Regions from separate parts of the Homo sapiens genome. Here regions 2 and 3 are each linked to region 1. The links are chromatin loops, found by intact Hi-C in ENCODE. Cell type or tissue: Calu3. All regions are shown on one strand. Region 1 has its middle 760 kb from the start of MGC4859. Region 2 overlaps LOC105375149 (a long non-coding RNA gene). Region 3 has its middle 370 kb from the start of MGC4859.

Evidence for each region. Hi-C counts contacts between places; a loop is a spot of excess contacts. Peaks named below come from ENCODE experiments on the same cell type or tissue, not always from the same donor. Only the 100,000 strongest peaks of a DNase experiment are listed, where the experiment ranks them.
Region 2: it touches region 1 in a loop (7-fold over the local background); 8 of 110 quality-filtered maps call a loop at or near these places.
Region 3: a loop joins it to region 1, with 10 times the contacts of the local background. A loop is called at or near these places in 32 of 110 quality-filtered maps.

Annotation. Positions count from the first base shown.
Region 1 is chr7:10,019,055-10,027,054 of GRCh38, reverse strand. No RefSeq gene overlaps it. Among named protein-coding and RNA genes, the nearest start is that of MGC4859, 760 kb to the left of the region's middle. RefSeq lists a silencer at 3,819-4,113 and an enhancer at 3,819-4,113. In Calu3, no CTCF peak of the experiment used is centred here; a DNase peak (open chromatin) is centred at 3,874.
Region 2 is chr7:10,124,388-10,132,387 of GRCh38, reverse strand. All of the region lies in intron 1 of LOC105375149 (a long non-coding RNA gene), which reads left to right. Among named protein-coding and RNA genes, the nearest start is that of MGC4859, 650 kb to the left of the region's middle. In Calu3, a CTCF peak has its summit at 3,419 (motif pointing right); a DNase peak (open chromatin) is centred at 3,447.
Region 3 is chr7:10,408,811-10,416,810 of GRCh38, reverse strand. No RefSeq gene overlaps it. Among named protein-coding and RNA genes, the nearest start is that of MGC4859, 370 kb to the left of the region's middle. In Calu3, a CTCF peak has its summit at 4,189 (motif pointing right); a DNase peak (open chromatin) is centred at 4,200.

The sequences.
Region 1 (8,000 bases):
TTTCCACAATGGTTGAACTAATTTACACTCCCACCAACAATGTATAAGTGTTCCCTTTTCTCCGCAACTCACCAGCATCTGTTATTTCTATGCAGAAGATTCAAATTGGATCCCTTCCTTAAACCATATAGAAAAATCAACTCAAGATGGATTAAAGACTTAAATGTAAAACCCAAAACTATAAAAATCCTGGAAGACAACCTAGGCAATACTATCCTGGACGTAGGAACAGGCACAGATTTCATGACTATGCCAAAAGCAGTTGCAACAAAAGCAAAAAATTGACAAATGGGACTTAATTAAACTAAAGAGCTTCTGCACAGGAAAATAAACTATCATCAGAGTGAACAATCTACAGAATGCTAGAAAACACTTGTAAACTATGCATCTGACAGAGGTCTAATATCCAGCATCCATAAGGAAGTTAAGCAAACTTACAAGAAAAAAACAAAACAAAGAAACAACCCCAGTGAAAAGTGGTCAAAGGACATGAACAGACTTTTTTCTAAAGAAGACATACATGCGGCCAACAAGGATATGAAAAAAGCTCAATATCACTGATCATTATATAAATGCAAATCACAACCACAGTGAGATGCCATCTAACACCAGTCAGAATGGCTATTATTAAAAAGGGTCCGTTCTATTTTTTAACATAACATTTATAATGGTTCTTGCTGGCGCAGAGGAAGCATTGATTTTTATGTAAACTTTTTTATTAAAGTATAACACATATAAATCCTTAAAATCATAATTGCACAGTTTATTACATTTTCACAAAATGAACACCCTAGCACCCACAGCAAGAAGTGGGTTATTACAAGAACCTCCAAAGTCCTCTTCTGCTCCCTTCCAATTACAGCTTTTCCTCTGCCCCAAATAACTACTATGTTGATTTCTAATCTATACATTAGTTTTGCCTGATTTTGAGATTTAAATAAATGGAATCACACTGTGTATTCTTTGTGTCTGTTTCTTTGGCTCAATTATTTAATAGTCATAAATGAAATGACTATGCATGTATATGTCTATTTCTGAACTTTCCTTAGTACGTTCATCTATCTTTAGGCTAACTCTGTGCTTGTTAATTTTTGTAGCTTCATAATAAGTTTTAAGATAGGGTAGGGTAGCTTCTGAACTTTTTCTTCTTCATCATTGTCTTGGTTATACCAGATACATTGCATTTTCATATACATTTTTTGTCACTGGATAGATAGCATAAGAATGTGCTAGGCTTTTGACTGGGATGGAATTAAATGTTTATGTCAAATTGTAAAAGTAAAAGTGAAATCTTAAAAATACTAGGTTTTCCAATTCATGAATATAGAATTACCCTTCATTTATCTTGTTTAATTTGTCTTACTCATGTTTAGTTATTTTCATTGTAGAGATGTTGGGCTTTTTTTGTTATATTTATTCGTAGATATTTGATGTTTTTTATTCTATTGTAAGTGGTATTTTTATTTCACCTGTCAGTTTTTTCTAGTTTATAAAAATAAAGTCACTTTCATATATGATATTTTAATTATTATTATAGTTATGAATGACTCAATGCTTTAGTTTTCCAAGATTATATTAAAAATGTAAATTCTGATATATTTGGCTTTTGAAAAGTAACTTGTTTCCAAAATAAACCTCAGAATGGTTACACTCCTAAAACTTTAAAAATGCTTGCCACATAATAGGTGATTTATAAATTATTGGTGAATGAATAATAATTCTTTTTACAACTATCAAGGATAACATAATTCATTAAATGATTCTTGAAAATAAATTCTGTGGGCTTACCGCACATATTTTGTGTAACGTTATGCTTCGTGAAACAGGCATGGTTTATTGCTTACAAATTATCCATTCTTCTCTTTTTCTTTAGTATCCATGTGCTGACTTTATTTGGAGTAGCAATGTGCATATCCCTAAGTAATAGATAATGCGTTGCTTACAACTGGAAAGGACTAAGTTCTGCACAATCAAATTTATGGTGATATCTGATGTCCTGTTAAAAGGAGTGAACTATTTCTGGGCCCTTCCTTCCCCTTCCACCATGCTTTTACTTTGAGCCTAGACTTGGTGTCCTGAGCTATACCAGTCTTTGTAACCAGAAGCCATTAAACATGAGGTGAGATGCTAGCATGCTTTTGGTGGCTAAGGGAAGTAGAAACAGATGAGGCTACTATGTCATCACTGAAAACCAGAAGGAATGCCAGCAACTGTGTATCTATGGATTTTTTCATATGTGAAGAAAAGAACCCCTCTTTGTTCAACTTTCAGTTAGTCAAGTATCTATTACTTGAAAATAAATACATTCTCAACTGATTTGCTTAGTTTGTTACCTATGTGGATAGTATGGAAACTATCTGACCAAATATAACACTTACAAATAAATTGATCCATAATACTGATAGAATCCAGAGATAACTTAATATGTAAAACTAAGTTAAATGGGAATAAACATTGAATGATGCAACATTAAAACTTAAATTGTAAATACAAATGTTCTCATTTTTAAAGATTTTCTAATAATATACAACTTATTCTATAAGGTTGAACGTGAGTTCTGTTCTTCTAAAGCTTCCTATAATAATCAAATCTTAATATTTTAAATATTAAAAAAATTTAATAACAATTATTATTGTAAATGTGTCACAGCTTGAGCTAACATAATCACTTTATGGTCCTCTTTTCCTGTGTATGTTCTACCTCTTCTTTCATATACAAATATGGCAAATAGCATGTACAAATGCCACCTCTTTTCTCTGTTGTTGCCATGGCAGACATTCCAAAATGATCATGGCACAATTTTTCTATAAACTCAGATATAGCCTATGTTCCTATACAACACAGATATCTAGGCAATTACGACCAATTCCTGAGAGTTGGAATGCTGAACATAACTTATTATCCATGACTATGCTCAAGTATAAACTCCAGAAAATTATAAAGTTTTTCAGTTTTATCTTTGTTTCTCAGATGCAATTTTTTCTCTTTTTGCATGTATCCAATTGATTGTTGGTAATGGATCAGCAGTGAAATAGCATTGCAAGGGCATCCCAACCTACAATACAGATGCTTTTGCAAGACCATGAATATATCAAAATTGCTAACACTTTAACAAAGCATATATGAAAATTTAGATAAATTGTGGTTCCCCAAATCACCTAATTTATGCTAGACTTGGAATATTAATATATTCTATGTCTCATGAATAGGTATTACTTTTCTAATCTATTACATATGCTGCTATACAGTTAGTCCAACTAAGTTTTTTTCTGATTTTTTTGTACACTCTGTACTTTACCATTTTTATGCATTTGTGCAAACTTTGTCTTCATCCTGGAATGCCTTATGTACAAATCATAGTCACCAGCCACACATCAGTTCACTTGTGCCATTTCTATATGGCTTTATGCAGCTCCTCAACAAAAATGACTCTACTTCCTATGTTTCAATGTCATTTTCTTAATATCATTATTTTAGTACACATTTTTTTCTTGACTGTCTTATGTTACTTGTATGTATCTTAATTATTTTAACTAGATTGTAAATATGCTAAGCATTCACATGCTGTCCACTCTTTATGTATGTCTCATATTATCAAGCATGATGTCTCTTGGGTACAATTGGATAGATATGTCATCTGGTGTATTAATTGCTATGCAGCAAATTATCCCAAAACTCAGGAGATTAAGATAAATATTATCTGACAATTTCTGTGAACCAGAATTCTGGGAGAGCCTTAGCTGAGTAGTTCTGACTCAAGGTCCCACATGAGGTGTATTGTGGCCACAGTTTTATCTGGAGAGTTGACTAGGGAAGGATCCACTTCCAAACTCACTTTTCTGGTTATTGACAGCGTCTGTTTTTTTCACTGGCTGTTAGCCAAGGACTTCAGTGCTTTGCCACAGTGGCCTCTTCTGGGAATGTTTGGAATGGAATATGGCTTCCCTCAGAGTGAACCATCAGAAAGCTGGGCCGGCAGTGGTAGGAGTGGGGAAGAAAGAGAGAGAGAGGGACCAAGACTGAAGCTACAGGCTTTTCATAATCAGATGTCAAAGGTGACATACTAACTACACAAAAGTTTGAATAGCAGAAAGCATGGATTATTGGGGACCATGCTAGAGGCTGGTTACCTTTCTTGAAAATTGTGATAGGTTCAATAATCATTTGTTTTGGTCCTACTACTTTCTAAAAAGGATAACCTATACTTTACAGTGTTTATCTTAAATATATTTGTGTCATAATAAAATAATGGCTGAAATATGTAAATATTAACAAATAAATTCATTTGGAAAAAATTGCAAAAAAAAATTATTAGGGCTTTTCACATTATCTCAGTCCCGTATCAGGAATGAGTTAATGTTTGACTCATCTGTGTGTGTGTGTGCGTGTGTGTGTGTGTGTGTGTGTGTGTGTGTGTTCACTACAATTTGAGGCTTATAAAACAGTAGTTGTCATTCCAAGAGATTATTATAGTAATACCGATTTCTATAGTAGTAATACAAAAATTCAAACATTTTTAATATCAAGAATAATATTAAAAAGTAATTAGAATGAATTTGTTATATGCTAAGTAAAAGCAAAAATCAATTAATTGTTTACTCCTAGCTGATACTGTACATACTACTTTATTCTTTCATATAGGGGGTTGTTTTTTCATTTATTTTTAAACAACTCCATAATATTCTTTATATATCAGTTAAGTACCTTTGTATTTAATGCAAGAAAAATTACCTTAACTTTGGGGTCTTGCTCTGTGCGTTAAATTACATTTGTAAGTGCTTCACTGAACAGTATTTTTCAAATATAATCCACATATAGTAATCGTGTTTAAAATATAATTTTTCATAGTTATGACCCATCTGCTCAATACTGATAAGAAGTTCAATAAAGCAGGCTGTAAAAATCAATGCTGTTAAATGTTTATTAATTATCTAACACATTGCTTAGCTTACTGAGCACATTTAACACCCCAATACATATTTCAAGGTACATATGGAAATTTTGCACTTAGGTTTAAAGATATATTTTAAGCATCCTTTCAGCTGCACTCTCTTAATCCAAATGTATAAGCAAGCACTTATTCCATTTAATCTGATCTTTCATTGAGGATACAATATCTCTGAAGGTAAGGCAGACAATTTCTATCTGGAGAAAAAAAATCTTAAAGCACATTTTACATTAAAAACCACTGAAGCATAATGGGCTAAGCTGCACATGGACCCAATTTCAACATCTGCCAAAATTATCAGTAAATTTAAGACTTGTTCTAATTTTCTCAGTCATTATTTTAAACTCCAGTAGTACCAGGACCTGATTTAATCAGTGAGTGAGGCATATAGCATTCAGGTCAAGTAGACACGCATACAAATATTTTTTGATTCCTTTCATTCTCATCCCTTGAAGGCCCTTTGTCACCAAGGGTAACAGTGCTTGGGTTCTAAAATTATTTCTCCTTCCAAACCATGCCATCATAAAGTGCTTTAAGATGGTAAGAAAACGAATGAAACTACTGAAGAACTAAATATGGAAACACAAAAGTAATTTATGTCCATCAGTAGCCTTATTTTTTTCATCTTTACCCCTTGATTTTTATTCCATTTCTTCCCCAGCCCCTGCATGTAACATAATGCCTTAGCATCTAATGTAATACCTAATATAATGGCTTAGCATGTAGTGACTTAAACTTAGTAGCAATCAAAACACATATTTGAAAAATGCATTGGCTTTATTGAAATATATGTTTACACTTCTAGTGTCCATCTCATGAGGTGAGAAACTCATCAGCTTCTGCTTAGTTTGTTGAAGTAGGTATGTTTTAACTTTATCATTATCTTTTTCTGTTAATATACTATGTAGCAATAACTTTGCACATGGTGATCTAAAAAAACTAGAGAAAATTTTAGTCACACAATACCTTTACAAGTCACAGGGTCTTAAGTTTTATAATTAGAGATGTAGCCCTTTGGATCTTGAAGCTTTTGAGATGTCTAAAAGTTTTGGCTGACCTGTTTTGATGTCCTAATCACCTCTGGTTTCCTGACCATTCTTCATACAGCTGTCAGGGTGATCTCTCTTTAATTTGCATATTTGATCATTTCTTTTCCAGTTTAAGACTCTTTGGTCACTCTTCCTTTGAAGAATAAAATTAAAACTCCATTGTAATATCCGCAACATTTTCATGTTCTTACCCCAACTTCTTTCGACATATTTACCTCCATGTACCTTATATTCTCTCCCCATTCATATATGTGTCCTCTGTCATCTGCCCTAAATTTCTTCTTTATTCATTGATGTCTTTAGAACTGGATCTAAGTGTCACAAATTCTGGCCAGTTGTGTAGAGGCTGCTCTTCTATTACTTTTCCACTGTAATCTGTCTCTATTGGTAAGATACGCTCATTGAACTATTCAGATTCCAAAATGGGTCTTTAGGAGCTTCTGAAGAAGTAGAGAAAGCTTCCAGGCCAATATATGGTTATACTCATCCATCTTCTCTGAAGTGTGCACACATTGGAATTTATTGATGTTATCTGATTAAATATTGGAGATCTTACATATCAAGTGGACATTATTTAAACTGTATTCATTTTTATCAGGGGCTTATTATCATCCTTCTTTTTGAAGAGAAGAGTATTAGTGTGGAATTAAAATTAATTGTCTTTCCAAACTAGGTAATTTGGAGAGGGTAGGAGCTAGTGCAGTATAAAATAAGTAAAACGAAGTAATAGAACTATCATTTGAATATTATAACATATTAGTTTATACAAAACATTAATTTTGTTTATATTTTATTTATAATATAGTGAACCACAACCATAATGCATTCTTTCTCTAATATAATTACTATAAAAAAACTTAAATTGGTAATAGAAGGCCAACTACTTGGGACAATATCCTACTGATGGATGAGTAGGAGATGATGATAAATGAATCTCATTCTGAATTCTGTCAACGAAATAAATCACTTATGTCATCAATGTTATTAATATATTAACATTCCACTCAATCGATATACCTCTGACTTGTCTTCTTGACTTTTACAGGGATGCCTGTTCATTTTATTCATATTTGTTTTGAGCTTTATAGGGCTGTAAAACTATTATTAATCGTGGTCACACTCTACATGGGAAAGTTCTTTAGCTGGCATCACTTGTTGGGGATTGGTCTTTGTTTTTTGACTGCATGGTCAGTCATCCTTGAGGTGATGAAAACATATCGTCTCTGCAAAATGGACACAGTTGCTGGAAAATATTTGCCACATTGAACAGTTTCTATTTCTTGATAGTGTGTCTGTAATATAGACATGGGAAATAGTTGGCTTACATAGCAGTAGAAATAGTCACATGTGAACAGTTGTTGTATGAAAGCAAAATGGAGGATACTGAAAGGTGGATGTTCCCTTCATAACCTACATCTGGAATGGAAACAGTTTTAAAGTGAGATAACATTTTGTTTAAACACTTATATTATGTAAATTAACTAATATACCAGATTCTAGAAATTTATGTAAGTTCAAAATGCAGAGTTTTAGGATTGCTTAAAAAAAGCTGTATTGAGGGTTTCATGCAGTACATTTTAGTGTTTCCTGTATAACCGATAGCAATAGGAATGTCAAATAATAAATATCAATCAAAACAATGATCTTAAGTTACCTAAAGGTAATGTTGATAATTTTCAGTCTTACACTTTAATTTTTAAACAAAATTTCCTACAATATTTAGTTAAAATTTTTGGTTTACATAGATGACAAACCAGGGAATGCTCTTACTTAGTATACACGATACTGTAATTTTATGTATGCATGTGTTTCTTTAGTCAGTCACTTGATAAATATTTATTCCACACTTAATATGTGCCAGGCACTTTGGATGCAACTGTACACAAGACAAAGTCACTGCATTTCACATTTTAGCAGGGGTAATTATAATTAACAAATAAATATATTTGTATATTCTCTATTTCATTAATTCTAAAATGTATTTTTTAACATGTTGATGTCTG
Region 2 (8,000 bases), 110 kb before region 1:
TATAGTGTGTTTCAATCCTTTGTCATTTAATGTGACTTTTATATGTTAAATTTAGAAACACTCTTACTTATTATCATTGAACTTATTCATAGAAATAATAGGTGATGACAAGTAGATCCGGATGACTGATTGCTTGCAGGTATTCACCATTTCAAACAGTTTAAAGTTAAACCAATTTATAAACATAATTTAAATGTCTTACACTTTGATAGACCAATTCCCATAAATAAACATGAAAGATACCAGAGGGTTGTGTGGTGGTTCAACTTTTGTTTTTTCACACTTTTCCACCAAAAATAGAAGGATTGCAGCAGGTATATGTGTCTGGAAGTCTGATCAATAGGCAGCCAGAGAGTAGCCTCATCTATATCCTTCCCCACCCTATGAGGTCATCAATTTTTCAAGAGTTAAAAAAGAGAAGACAGCTTGGTGCGGTGGCTCATGCATGTAAACCCAGCACTTTCAGAGTCCGAGGCGGGCAGATCACGAGGTCAGGAGATCAAGACCATCCTGGCCAACATGATGAAACCCTGTCTCTACTAAAAATAGAAAAATTAGCTGGGCGTGGTGGCGTGTGCCTGTAATCCCAGCTACTCAGGAGGCTGAGGCAGGAGAATCGCTTGAACCAGGGAGTCAGAGGTTGCAGTGAGCCAAGATTATACCACTGCACTCCAGCCTGGTGACAGAGCGAGACTCCATCACTCCATCTCAAAAAGAAAAAAAAAAAAAAAGAGAGAAGAGTTGAATTCCGGGAAAATATTGCAGGCATATGTTATTTATTTTGTTATAAAATATCTTGGCTTTTTAAGTTAAATTTTATAGGTACTTTATATAGCATAACTTTAGCTCATTTCTTGCTTATCATATCATCCACACTTGCCATTTACATTTATATATATATCACCTAAATATTTGAGACTTAAAAATTCAGTCCATTCCATTCCTTTTCTAAATCATAGACTGCCTTATTCTTTGATAAATTTTTCCTGATTACTTTTGTTTTGCATTTTTTGGATCTGAGTCAAAATCGTGTGAAGGCTCCAAGGAATAGCTGCAAACTACATTATTACTTTAAAATTCAAAAAAATGTTTAAAGCATATGGTACGAAAAATTGTTCTTCTGATCTAACTTACCTGATTTGGGGAGTTAGTGTTCATGGAATTGTGCTGAGCTTCAAACAAATACTAGGTGAACTATTGAGGACAGACTCTTATTGATCTTACCAAGAGTTTTACGATTAAAAACAACAACAAGGCAAGGCACTGTGGCTCATGCCTGTAATCCCAGCACTTTGGGAGGCCAGAGGCCAAAGCAGAAGGATTGCTTGAGTCCAGGAGTTTGAGCTCAGACTGGGCAACAAAGTGAGACCCTGTCTCTGCAAAAAAATTCAAAGGAAATTTAGCTGGCTGTGGTGGTATGCATCTGTAGTTACAGCTACTTTGGAGGCTGAGGTGGGAGGACGGCTTGAGTCAGTCAAAGCTGCAGAGAACCACGATCACGCCACTGCACTCAAGCCTGGGAGGCAAAGGGAGACTCTGTCTCAAAATAAAACAAAACAAAAACAACAATAAAAACAAACTCGAATGCCACGTAGCAGTTTTTCTGTATGTCATTTATCCTCCTTTGATTTCCTCCTTTGATTGTTTCACCTCTTCTCCCTTCTTCCCATAAATACAGGATTCCCCTGCTGAATCACACCTTAAATATACCCACAGGCATACATTCTAGTAAGAACATAAAAAGCCCTTCCTTCATGAATATACATTAACATGGAGTGAAGGACCCTCTCCTACCTCTTTGACTATCAGTATTCATTGTCTAATAGAATATTGAATTATTTTCTTCCAGGTTCCCCATTTAAAAATCAGTGTTCTGCTAGACTGAGCGAACTGACAGTAGTATAAGGCTCACTAGACCAACAACGGGATACCCTGGGAAATGGAATCTAAGGCTGCCTCTGTCAATGATGAGAGAGATAAGAAAGAAAAAGCACAATGGTATATGTTTCATTTGCAGTCATGAGGATTTTTGCGAATTTTTTAAGGGAAAGGAGAAATATGGATTAACCTCAATAGGATATTAAATCAAATAAAAGGATTAAAACTATCTATTAATTACTTTTAGGGATGGATGAGCCTTGCCATATTTTGGGTTTATTGAGTATCTCTAATTTTCCAAATGTCTGGAGTTTTCTTTAAAAAAGCTTCCTCAGTTACCTTTGTTCTACAGATCTTGCATAATTTATGGTAAATCCAAATTAAAATATTTTAATTTGGTTTGCAACTAAGAAAACATTTGGCTTTATGCTTTTTCCTGTTGATATTTGAAGTTTCATTTCAAGCCAAGATTTAACTCTTCTAGAAGTTTTATGTGTAATAAAACAGTGTTTATTTTTAGAAAATCGATGTAGCGTTTGCTATATCAATAACACTTTTATTATTAAGGAAGGAGACAGAAATTTTAAGGGTACACATTATGCATAGCTGTGTTGATATTGTTTTAGACATAATCTATTGGTTTTAATAGTAGTGAAATGCAGCCTTTCCAAATATATGCTGAATGCACCAGCATTTATAAAATAAAACCTTTTAAATAGAAGTTTAATTAATTTTTATGTCGATACTTTTGGAAAACATCATTTTTGTCACATTTACCTACTTTGGAAAGTATAAGCAATAATATGATTTGTAAAAACTATGTGACCTAAATTTTATATCTATATTGAATTTAATGTAGTGGCAACTTTAAGTAAGTTCATAAACATAATCAATCTTACTTTGTGTGTGTGTGTGTATATATATATATATACACACACATATTTTAATTCTCAAAACACCATCAGCAAAAGAATGGTTTTCAGTATGGTTGAAAAGACTACTTGTCATCATATACTCAAGCCTCTGCTAAGACTACTTCTACTCAACCAACCCATTTTCATCGTTGTTTCTTTTTTTCTTCTGGGACTTACTTGCAATTCTATTAGAGTACCCAGCATATACTCAGTGATCAAAATAGTCTCATTCTGTTGATGGCAATAGCATTTTTTATTTTTTTTTGTCTAAAAAGAGCCATCTTACCTGCGAATATAGCAATCCAGAGCATCTTTTCTATTGCTGTGAATTTCCAACTGCGAAACCATTTTGCAGATTTCTGCAGAAGAGGTTTGTTACAGGCCATCAAAACAGCATTCAAGGGCTCGTTTTCATTTGTATAACAGAGATGTCATTTTTCTAATTTTCTCACCAATGTACCCTGAAGTATTTTATCTTGTCTAATATTTTTTCAGAAGACAGATATTGTTTTATCTAAAAATACATTTTTATCTTTAGGGACAATAAAAATCTAGAATCAATAAGATTGTAGTTAGTAAATATATTTCTGAGATAAGAAAAAAATAATCATTAGTGATCATTAGACATTCAGTCCCACCAGGGGGCATCCCTGGCACAGGGTAGTTTCATCTAAGCATTTAGCTGAGTTTTCCTCAAACTGGCTATGCCTCTTAAAAATAGCATATTCTCAGATCTGCTGTGAATGGACTATGGTATAGGATTTCCAAAATCAATTTCTAAACTATTCTTTCAATCCCTCTAGAAAGAATATACATGCAAGTACCACTTGGCTTCTTTAACGTTTGAATTTGAAGTAAAGAAGTCAAGATAGGCCAAGGTCTGAGGAAGTTAAAAGAAGTTGACAGGCTGCCTTTGACTTCTCTTAAATGTGTTTATATATATATATATATCTGTGTGTGTGTGTGTGTGTGTGTATTTATGTATATATGTATATACACACATATATACGTAGACACACACACACATATATATATATATACTGCAGTGAACCATGATCACATAATAAAATATATATATTTCATTTGATTTGGGGCACATAACCTTGTTATTTTACAAACAGGTTCTTCTTACCTTATTTCACATCATTTCTATAGATGACTCTTAAGAAATTATATTTTAAGATTCTTTGGTTCTTGGGTAATGTTATTGGATTTTTTTTTTTTTGCTTTGTTTTTAATTGAGGAATGGGAATGACCTCTAAAGCAAAAACAGAAGTTTCAGAATTACTAATGATTTGTTCACAACTGCTGAAGATACAGGAAACTTGGAGAAACAATGGTGATGTCCCTGTTAGTGTGTGCCATTGCAAATAGAACCATTAAAATGCACTTGTGAGATTTGTATTAGCTTTTCTTCTATTTTTATAAAGACTGTTCTTCCCTAACATCTTTGTGCTAAGCAGGGTCTGTGATTCTTCTCATATATGGCAATTCCTTTTTACCTCTTCTACATTGTAATTTTTAGGTCTTTTCTGAGTTGGTTTTCAATTCATTAATTTAAAACACCAAGATGTCTCTTACTGCCTTTCCAGAAATGCATATTTTATTTGGCCACATACCTCTCAAGACAGATTCAATGAAACTTGGAACTGCTGAAAACATTTACTAATCTTTGATTGCTATTTGCAGTTGGAGGTAACTGTCTCCTACATCCTTTTCCCACTCAACTCAGAGAAAATTAAAATGGACAGAAACAATTTCTAGAAAGAAAGTGGAAAAATGAACAAAGGAGTTGAAAACGTATATCCTCTTTTTTTACATTAAGACTTTTTCACATTGCTTTAAGTAACTTTCTGTGTTAACAATAGTTCAAATGTATAATATGTACACATTCAAATTATACAAAGAAAATCGTATAAAGTCCCTTAATTTGACTGATAAGAAAAAAAGCTGTTTTGGGTACTCATTATGTACCCAATATATATGAGTCAATTGCTTTTTAAAACTATAGTGATCAGAGGTAAAATTAATGGATACAAATTGAAAAAGAGTTTTAAGATCACAATACACTAAAACCTACAAAACATCTTGTTTTGCCATGGGTTTGTCAATAGGTAAAATGTGTAAACCATTATAATATAACTGATAATGCAGTATTATTCTTTTTCACATCTGTGCAATGAACATTTTGTTTTAACTCTAAGTAAAAGCTACCTGAAAACAAAATTCAGGGGCATATCTCACACTTTAGGGTTCTATGTTCAGATATTATTTTCTTCCATTAAAAACTTAGAGACTGCGGTGTGACACCCCATGGATAGTCTATAATAAGGTTTGTTTGTTTGTCACACACAATGTATTAAAATTTAGGAAATTGTACCACTTTATTTACATATTCTGCGTTACTTGAAAACTAAGTGACAGTAATACTGGATTCTCATTTCGCCAAGGCAGTATTTGCTGAGACCAACTGGGTCTTGCTTTCCTTAGCTAGAATATACATTACTAAATTTGCCATAAGCCGCTCCATTCCTTACTGTTTTTACAGTTGACTGAGTTCGTTTATTTAGTACCTGCCTGGCCCTCTAAGCATTCCATTTGTAATTCCTTGTATAAAAGATGTAGCTTCAATGAAATCCTCAAGCTGGAAGTCTACTGGGAATTCTGGGATATTCTGAGGTCTGTATGGGACTGGAGTCTATTCCCAGAGAGGCTCAGGACGGTGTATTGAGAACAATGGTTTTGAGCCCTGATTGCGCCCAATGCCCTCTCCTATCACAAATGTTTTATAATATTCGTTTTTTAAAAGTGGAATAAAATTTCAAGATAATAGACCCTACTTATGCACGTAATTTATACACACTGCCCTCATTACTGTGATGATGAATTGAAGAAGCGTGAGATAAATGCTTGGTCATGATTATGTTAGAAGACACAATGAATTAGACAGAGGTACACCTATAAAGAGATGCACTACAAATATAAAAGTGAATGTGAATTGATCCAAGTGTGTACCTGTGATGATTTTAATGGCTAAAACAGCATTGCACTCAGCAACATGATTTTCTGACATGGTTGGCATAGTAAAGAATTCCTGGTAAAGTTTCAAATGAAAGAAAACACACAATGCTTCTTCTAGATACATGGTAGTACATTTACAGGGCTAAATGTAATTAAAACCAGGCCAAAACTACTTTGTGTAGGTATGAGAATGTGTGAGTGAGATCCGACTTGGCTCCACTCAAGTACACACACCTTTCACTATTATGCCATCTGTTATCTGGTGAGAACTTAGAAAGTCAAATGACATCTGGAAAAATCTTTGTTCAGAAAGACTTTCTTTCTCATGAGAAAATATCTAACATCCTCAGACATAGACAAACCCTGGCCCAACTAAATAAATGGCAATAGTGCCTTCCAGTTGTTTTGCCAACCAAAACAAAATAAAACAACAGATATCTCCTGCAGATAGTACTGGACTCTGAAGAGGAACAATTGTCTAACGTGGACAACTGTCCAGAATTCTTAAGCAAATATAATCTTGAGAGGTAAATGGTTGGCCTTTTAAAATTTGAATTGACAGAGAAGGAAAACTTTAATTGTTTATGTGGTTTGTAAAATCTTATTGCATTAGCATGTCAATGCATTTGCAAAAAATTCCTTTAAATTAAATTAAATTAAATAATTTCTATTATTTGTTTTCAGGTAATTTCAAATTATTTTTAGAAGTCCTGTAACACTACAAAGATATTTTATAAAATTTTTTTAGAAATTAAAAGAAAATCCAACTTTTATATATGCTATATAATAAAGAAGTGAAAAGAAATAATTTGCAAGCAAAATTTTCGGTTTTGGGAAAGACTTTTATTATATATGTTTCCTTTTACTTTTATTTTTAATAATAAACATATAGAAAAGTAACTGACTTTTCTCCAATAGGTGCTGCAAAATGCTTTGTTTATTTAAAGCCTCATTTGTAAACATAGATATAAAAAATTATATTTTATCTCAGGTTTGATTTGGAGATTAAATGTAGATTAAAATTTGACTACTTGTTTCAAAACAAAATATAAACTGATTTTAATTATAATACTCAAATATTTTGCACTAAAATAATTTCTATGGTTTTTAAATTTATGCTGTGTTTTTTAAGTGAAAAATGAGAAATATTTAGTTGTATTTATCAAATAATGCATTGTGAACATGTGTAGTCAAATCATAGGTCCTTTTTCTCTTTGTTTGTGACTTTCTGATACACCTGTGGAATTTTGATTACATAAATTTTATTTATAATCTGGGTAAGCATATCCTGAGACAAATTTGCGGAAATCATTCCTTTCATGATTCTATTAATTTGTTTCCTATCATCAGTGTTCTTTATGTTACAATGGTCTCTGGTGGTATCCATTAAGCAACATATGGCCAAGAACCATTGTAGGGTGGCTGGCAAGATGGCTGAATAGGAACAGTTCTGGTCTGCAGCTCCCAGCAAGATCAAAGCAGAAGGTGGGTGATTTCTGCATTTCCAACTGAGGTACCTGGCTCATCTCATTAAGACTTGTTAGACAGTGGGTGAAGCCCACAGAGGGCAAGTGGAAGCAGGGTGGGGCGTTGCCTCACCTGGGAAGCACAAAGGGTCAGGGAGCTCCCTCCCCTAGCCAAGGGAAGCCGTGAGGGACTGTGCTGTGAGGAACAGTGCATTGTGACTGAGATACTATGCTTTTCCCACGGTCTTTGCAAACCACAGACCAGGAGATTCCCTCAGGTGCCTACACCTCCAGGACCCTGGGTTTCAAGCACAAAAGTGGGCAGCCGTTTGGGCAGACACTGTATACACTACCTGCCCATTAGTCACTTAGTAGCTGTCTTGGTTGTCAGAACAACAGATCACAAGAAGAAGGGTAAGTACAGTATAAGACACATTGGGAGAGAGAGAGGGAGGCCACATTCATCTGACTTTTATTACAGTATATTTTTATAATTGTTTTATTGTATTATTAGTTATTGTTAACCTCTTACTGTGCCTAATTTTTAAATTGAAGTTTATTATAGGTATATATGTTTAGAAAAAAACAAAGTTTATAGAGAGTTTAGTACTATCTATGGTTTCAGGCATCCACTGGAGTCTGGGAATGTAACCCTCAAGAACAAGGGGGAAACTACATTTTACCCTTGAACAACATAGGTTTGAACTGTGTGAGTCCACCT
Region 3 (8,000 bases), 390 kb before region 1:
AGATTAATGTTCTAAAGTCAGTCTTGTATACCTTGCGGTTGAGCGAGTCATCAATAGAAAAAGACATAATTGTTTAAAGACCCCAGCTCCTGTCCATATTTGTTTATCATTTTTTCTCAAATTTGTTAATCTTTCACTTTAATTTTTTATGTCAGATAACTACACATATTGAGGAAATGTCTAGAGAACTGAGACAAAACAAGATCAAAGAATCAAATAAATTGTTGGAGGTTTTAAGGCTAAGAAGTAGATTCCTTTTGGAAACTGTCCTAGGGAAGCTGTATTGTAAGAGTTCCATTATTTTCTCTCTCTTCATGCTGCAGCTGGTAGCAGAAGTGAAGACCCATAATCTCGATGAGCATATCTTAGCCTTGGTTCTAACATGGGACATGTTAACATGTTCTAAACACAGTTAAGGACAGGAAAGAGTTTAAAAAAAATTACACAAAACAACGTATGGTAATTATGTGCTTTTGAGCAACATAAAAATAACTGAAAGATTGTAGATATTGATTTTATAATTAGCATTTTGATAAGAAACTAAAATAAATAGAAGGTAAATAAATACTCAAATGTATAATATATGTTCCTGAAACAAAGTTTCAAATCTTCATGTTAGAACAACCCAGGAAAAATTGATACACAGCGATTAGTATCAAGACATTCAGTGTTAAAATTAGTGGGCTTCAATAATAAAGAAAAATACTGTGGACATTCATACCGTAAATATAAATCACTCACATGGAAGACAAAACTTGGACTGAACTCAGATTCTCTCATAGCAACATTTGATGTCAGAAGACAGACGTGATACATGTGACAAGGTCAGGTAGCTTCTAAAGATCTAGTTGTCAGGAACAAGTTTAGACAGTCCCCATAAAGTTAGTGACTATTAGTTGCTATATCTTGCATCTCCCTTTTCTAACAAGGAAGCATTATGTTTGATGACATATACTACATTTGGACCTCCTACTCTGACCATAAGGCCTTGGGTGGTCCCAGAGAAAGAAATATCTTTACAACTGATTCAGGCTGGAAAGTGAGGGTAGGAGCACTGAACACTCATAACTCAGCAGATCCCGTGGGGATCTGAGGGCTGATAGAAAATCAGGATGCTTTATGTTTCCCCTGTCAAGCTCTACCAGGAAAGTCACAATGGATCATACTACTTCTTAAAAAATGAAGTTATGATTAATAATTGATTAGACTAGTGGAATATTATAGTTTAAAAGAAACTTAAGTATGTGTGCATCTAGTCTCCCCTTGTGTAATCCTCTTGATATGTAACAAAGAGAAAACAGTGCCTAAAATGTTAAGAGACTTGAGCAAGTTTCCAGCTTATGAGTGGTTAAATCATTAAGAGCTAGGTTTCTCATGAATTTTCACACTTTTCACCACTCTACCTCTCTGGATGGTGCTAATTTTTGATACTCTATCCATTTCTATCTGCATCCCTTAACCATAGCAAGGTAAGTCACAGGGTTCCAGTTTTTTCACAATTCTTCCAATTGTCACTTATTTTATTGAGAAAGGGAAATTGCTTTCATGAGAATCATCAGCAATTGAAATGAAAAGGCATTTGGATAAGTACCTTTTTTAAACAAGAGAAGTGCCTTTTTGGTATTTGTTACCTTAAGAAAGACCCTAGTACCTAACAGAGTACCTACCTAGAATGCAAAGCGTTTGCTTAAAAATATGTATTTATAGTGGATTTCATGGTAGTTCTATTTTCAATTTTTTAGAAACCTCCATACTGTTTTCTATAATGGCTGTACTAATTTACATTCCCACCAACAGTATATTAGGGTTCCCTTTTCCACATATCCTCTACATTTGTTATATTTCATCTTTTTGGTAATAACCATTCTAACAGTTGTCAGATAATATGTTGAGCATTTTTTCATATACCTGTTGCCCATTTGTATATTTTTTGAAAAATGTCTGTTCAGGTCCCTTGTCCATTTTTTTTCTATAGAGTTATTTGAGTTCCTTATATATTTTGAATGTTAACCCCTTATCAGATTATAATTTGTAAATATTTTCCCCCATTCTTTAGGTTGTGTTTTCATTCTATTTATTGTTTCCATTGTTTTGCAAAAGCCTTTTAGTTTGATGTAACCACATTTATCTATTTTTGCTTTTGTTGCCTGTGGTTTTTGAGTTTTATATAAGAAATTACTGGCCATATCAATGTTGTGGCGATTTCCCCATGTTTCTTTCTAGTTGTTTTATAGCTTCAAGTCTTAAATTCAAGTGTTTAATCCATTTTGAGTTGATTTTCATCTATCACGTGAGATACAAGTGTAATTTTATTCTCCTGCATGTGAATATCCAGTTTTTCTGACACCATTTGCTGAAGAGGCTGTCCTTTCTCCATTGTATGTTCTTGGCACCTTTGTCAAAAATCAGTTGGCTATAAGTGCATGGATTTATTTCTGGGCTCAATTTTGTGACATTGCTCTATATATCTGTTTTTATGTCATTATCATGTTGTTTGATTATAGCTCTGTAGATTTTGAGATCAGGTAAGTAGAATGCCTCCAGCCTTGCTCGTTTTGCTCAAGATTTCTTTCAGAGTTTTTTGTGGCTCCATTTGAATTTTAGAGTTATTTTTCTGTTTCTATGAAACATGTCACTGATATTTTCATAGGGCTTGCATTGAATCTGTAGATTGTTTTGGGTAGCAATTCCATCTCTGGGTATATATCCAAAGGAATTGAAATCAGTGTGTCAGAGACACATCCGCACTCCCATATTTAGTGAAGCATTATTCACAATAGCCAAGATAGGAAAACAACTTAAGTGTCCATCAAGTAATGAATAAATACAGAAAATTGGTATATATATACAATAGAATACTACTCAGCCTCTAAAAAGAATGAAATCCTATCATTTGTGATGATATGGATGAATTTAGAGGACATTACGCTAAGTGAAATAAGCCGGACACAGTAAGACAAATATTATATGACTCACTTATATGTAGAATCTAAAATGTTAAATTCATAGAAGCAGAAAGTAGAATAGTGATTATCAGAGGTTTGGGGGTAGGAGGGAGTATTGGGAGATGTTGGTCAGATGGTACAAAGTTATAGTTAGGTAGGAGGGGTAAGTTCTGGAGATCTGTTGTATGAAATGATGATTATATTAGGTGTGTGCAAAAGTAATTGTGCTTTTTGCCATAGTTAATGTTATAGTAAATAATAATATGTTGTATACAGTACTTGAAAATTGCTAACAGAATAGATTTTAAGTATTCTCATCATACACAAAAAAGGTGAGGTGATGAATATGTTCACTAGCTTGATTTCATCATTTCCCAATGTGGTGTGTTTTTTTGTGTATGTGTGTGTGTATAGATATATATATATATGTCTATATAAACATCATGTTATATATTAAAATAATACACATAATTTTTCTGTCAATTTAAAAAATTAGAAAGTACATATAGAATAAATAACTGTATAACTTTAAAAGCAGTATTGTTATAATGGTTGACATTATTTCACAGTTTTATGGTAGATATTTTAGTTCTGAGATGGAAACAGATCCAAAGGGACATTTGACATTTAGCATCTTTCTTTGGGCTCTCCTTACAAATGATGTTATCCTGACATCTTGTCAGCTTTTTAAGGAACCCACTAAAATGTTTATTCTATTATTTTCATATGAAAGATCTTTTCTTCTGGTAACATATAGATCCTCAGTCTTGTTTATAGATACAGTTGGCTTTGGAATTTCTAATTTGTTTACATCCTTATATCTTTTTCCATAGCTAAGCTGTTAGTTTTGACAATTTCCTTCAGTCAAACAGTATTATCATTGTTGTGCCAGTTAACAAGATCTGATGTGTAGTAAACACTAACGAATTTCAAATGTCACTTGTAAAAATATTTTGTGACCCACTATACCACTTAGCTGTCTGATTTTTGAAACTAGCTAACTGCAAGCAAGATTTGACTCCATTTTAATATCAATAGTTTTTGAAGCAACTTTTTACAAGTTAAACCTTATAAAAACTGTGCAATAAATAAATATTATTTGTATTCAGAAAGTATGATTATACTCCAAGTGATAAAAATTATATTTATAAATATTGATAAGTTCAATGACAATAGAAATATTCTTAATGTATCTGAAAAATCTCTACCAGCTGGAGCCATGATCTGATGTATTGTAATCTATGACCAACAGGTGGCAGCAGTTCACAGAAGGTTCTCACTGGAGAGCATGTAAAATTCATAGTAACGGTTTAACTCTCTTATACTTTATTCTTCAACGGGGTTGTTTAAAACACAATGTATTTAAACTGATTGATAGACATCTCTGTTTGCTGCTTTAGAAACAAAATTACTTTATTCAACTGTGTTTAAAATTATATGTATAACGTACATTTATTTATTACACTACACTGAAATATATACAGTAAACCAATAACTGCTTTCCTTTGTGTTGAAGGAAGTTGAGAAGTAATGATGCATTTCGTACATTAACTGTTCTAACTCTTTATCCCTGGGGATGTTTTAAAGGATTGTGACTTTTTACAGATTTCTTTTTTTTTTCCCCCCTGAGACGGAGTGTTGCTCTTGTCGCCCAGGCTAGAGTGCAGTGGCACAATCTCGGCTCACTGCAACCTCCGCCTCCCGGGTTCAAGTGATTCTCCTGCCTCAGCCTCCCAAGTATCTGGGATTACAGGCGCCCACCACCATGCCCAGCTAATTTTTTGTATTTTTAGTAGAGACAGAATTTTGCCATGTTGGGCAGGCTGCTCTTGAACTCCTGTCCCCAGGTGATCCGTCTGCCTTGGCCTCCCAAAGTGCTGGGATTACAGGTGTGAGCCACTGCACCCAGCTGACTTTTTACAGATTTCTATTTGGCTACAATATAGGGCTGGATTTTTGTTGTTATGTCGAAGTAGGGCACAGCAAACTACAGGAGTTGGTAAAATTCAGAATAAGATATACTGACAATACCACATCTGATGGTTCCTTTGTGTTCTCTATTAAAGATAATCTTTTGTTTTTGTGTACTTTGTTGTGCTCTTGAAAATGTATGACCATATATTAATTGATTAGTTGATTTTGTTCTCATGTATCTTTCATCAAAGAACACATTAATACAATTAATAAAAACAAATCAATATATTTAATAGCAAAGCTATAAAACAAATCTGGGTAATTTGAAGATGTACTCTAATTCATCATCCAACAGAGTCATGTCTCCAAATTCCATCTGATGTTACACAGCCAATCAGTGTTAAAAATAGTCTTCTGATATCTGCTTCAATCCATGATTTATTAGAAATTTTGGCCCCGTCTAGTGATATTTTTGGTTGTCACAATTGAGGTGGGGGTATTGCTACTGGCATCTAATGGGTAGAGGCCAGGTATGCTGATAAACATTTTTGCAATGCACAGGCCAGCACCCCATGAAAAGAATTATCTGACCCAAAATGTCAATAGCGACAAGGCTGAAAAGCCCAGGTCCACACTAGATAGTCATCTAGAAAAATCAATTATATCTCTATCTTAAGAATGTGTACACAGGAAGACTTAGAAATTAGAATCCAGGTGCATAAGCTAAAAGGTGAAATTATAATTATAGCAGCCTTTTTAAGGAAAAAAATTCTAACCATCCTCTGATGCATCAAAAGATCAGAGTGTGAAAAGTGCCCTTTCCTAAAAACTATGAATGTGAAGTGATCTATTTCTGAAGCCCCAAGGGACAAGTTTATATTTTCAACCTTTTACAAAAAGAAATCCCTTCAGAGAACTTTGTTAACCATCCAGCAAAATTGAAAAACTCAGCCTATCAAACCTTTGTTCGCTAAACAAATTTTGTGCTGAATATAATCATCGAAGTATTACCCTGTATACAGCTGCCTTTGAACTTTTGATGTTTGCTCCAAAGACTAAATGCAGAGAAACAACCATTCTTTCCCTACCCATCTTGCTTCAAAACTTACAAAAACAAATTTTTCACCTTGTGAATTAAGGGGATATAGGAAAATCTCATGGAGTTACTTTTGCACTTTCAGTCTGATTTGTCCTTATACTGTGTGTGTGTGTATGTGTGTGTGTGTCTTCCATATGGAGACGTTCCAAATACTGGAGTCTTTCCCTGTACTAGAAAGCTCTAGTAAAAAAGCATTTTTTGAGGTTTATGACAACATAGACACTTAAAGAATATTTAGAATATTAACTCTGTCTACTACAAAAAGCTTTTTTGGTCCAATAAATAGAAAATATCACAGCACATATTTGAAGTTTACTGTAAGGCATCTAAAACAATAGCCTTTTAATAAAAGTATTGTATATCAGGGCCTTGAAAATTTGACTTGGCTTAAATGCTCATATTATTGCATCTAAATGTAAATATTTGAATATTAAACTACTGCTTTGATTCCTAAGCAGTTTAAATGTGGTATCTAATAAGTACCTTTCTGATTCAATTGAATACTCTTTGTAAAAAGAAAACAAAGAGCAAAACGAGAAGTGAAGAGGTTATACTGATACAATAAACAAGTTTAGTGTAACGATCCAAAGCTCAATATATCTGGGAGCATTGCTCTGTCATCGGCTTCTTAGATTTCCAGCAACTACACAAGCAGAAACTCAAGTTTCGCGTGATGTAAAGGCTTGACTTCCTCTGTATTATAATGAAAAGAGATGTGTCTCTGACTTTACAGATCAAGGATTGTGCTTTGGTTAAACTGATAAGCACTTTTCCATTTTCTGTGCAGGGCTTATTTGCTTCATGAGAGCTACGTTATATAAAAAACAAAAATGAGACGGGAAATACAACTTTGGCCAAATGACATTTTCACATATTTTAGAATACTATAAAAAGAAGGAAAAAAAGAAAGGTAGGTCAGATAATATCTGTGATCCTTTTATATTTAAAAGCATTGCTCCAAAATAAAAGTGTGTGACAAGTTGTTAACAAGTATTTGCATGTCTCTGAGGAATGTTTTGGGTAGTATATAAAATAATTCTGAGGAGAAGATACTGGTCCTCAGAGGTTTATTTTTTTCTCCGCAGGCACGCTCTATAATTGAAAACAGTTCTTTATTCTAAGTCTTATATAATAAAATTTGAATAAAGAAAAAAACTGCAATCTTTAAATGAGGCCACGATTTTTCTATCAGGTTGAATCAGAGACAGCCTAATTTGTCCAATATCTTTTACCATTATTACCAAAGAGAAAGCATGGCTTAGTGGCTCATTTCAGATTTCTTGTTAAGTTATTTAGTGACTGTAATAAAATAGAGTGTTTTGCTGTGTGTGAGGTGCTCTTCTGAGAGCTGAGAACGAAGCATTCAATGCAGCAGGCAGTGTCCCTGTCCTCACTTCTAATAATACCATCAAAATGGTGGAACCCATCATGTGCTATTCTCTTTTCACTCAGATGGACCACAGGTAAAATGGCTGAAAACCTGAAAAAACACTTGTGTTAATTAGAAGTAGTAAAGTGAAATTGTTATCATAAGAATCTATTTGGCCAGGTGCTGTGGCTCACGCCTGTAATCCCAGCACGTTAGGAGGCCGAGGTGAGCAGATGGCTTGACCTCAGGAGTTTGAGACTGGCCTGGCAACATGGCAAAACCCCGTCTCTACTACAAATACAAAAACTAGCCAGGTGTGGTGGTGCACGTCTGTAATCCCAGCTACTCAGGAGGTTGAAGCACAAGAATCACTTGAGCCCAGGAGGGGAGGTTGCAGTGAGCTGAGATCGTGCCACTGCACTTCAGCCTGGGTGACAGAGCAAGACCCTATATATCAAAACAAACAAACAAAAAAACTTCTTTAAATCCTAATAATATTCTAACACCAGCAGTGCAATGTATTATAAATATTTGCTTCCTGGCCATGAACATTTTAAAATCTTTAAGTTTAATATTTAGTATTTGTATTTTAATGTTACTACAGTTCCTTCATGAATGAATATGCTGATGATTTTTAGTAAAGTCACGTTAATTATTATTACAGTTCTCAAAG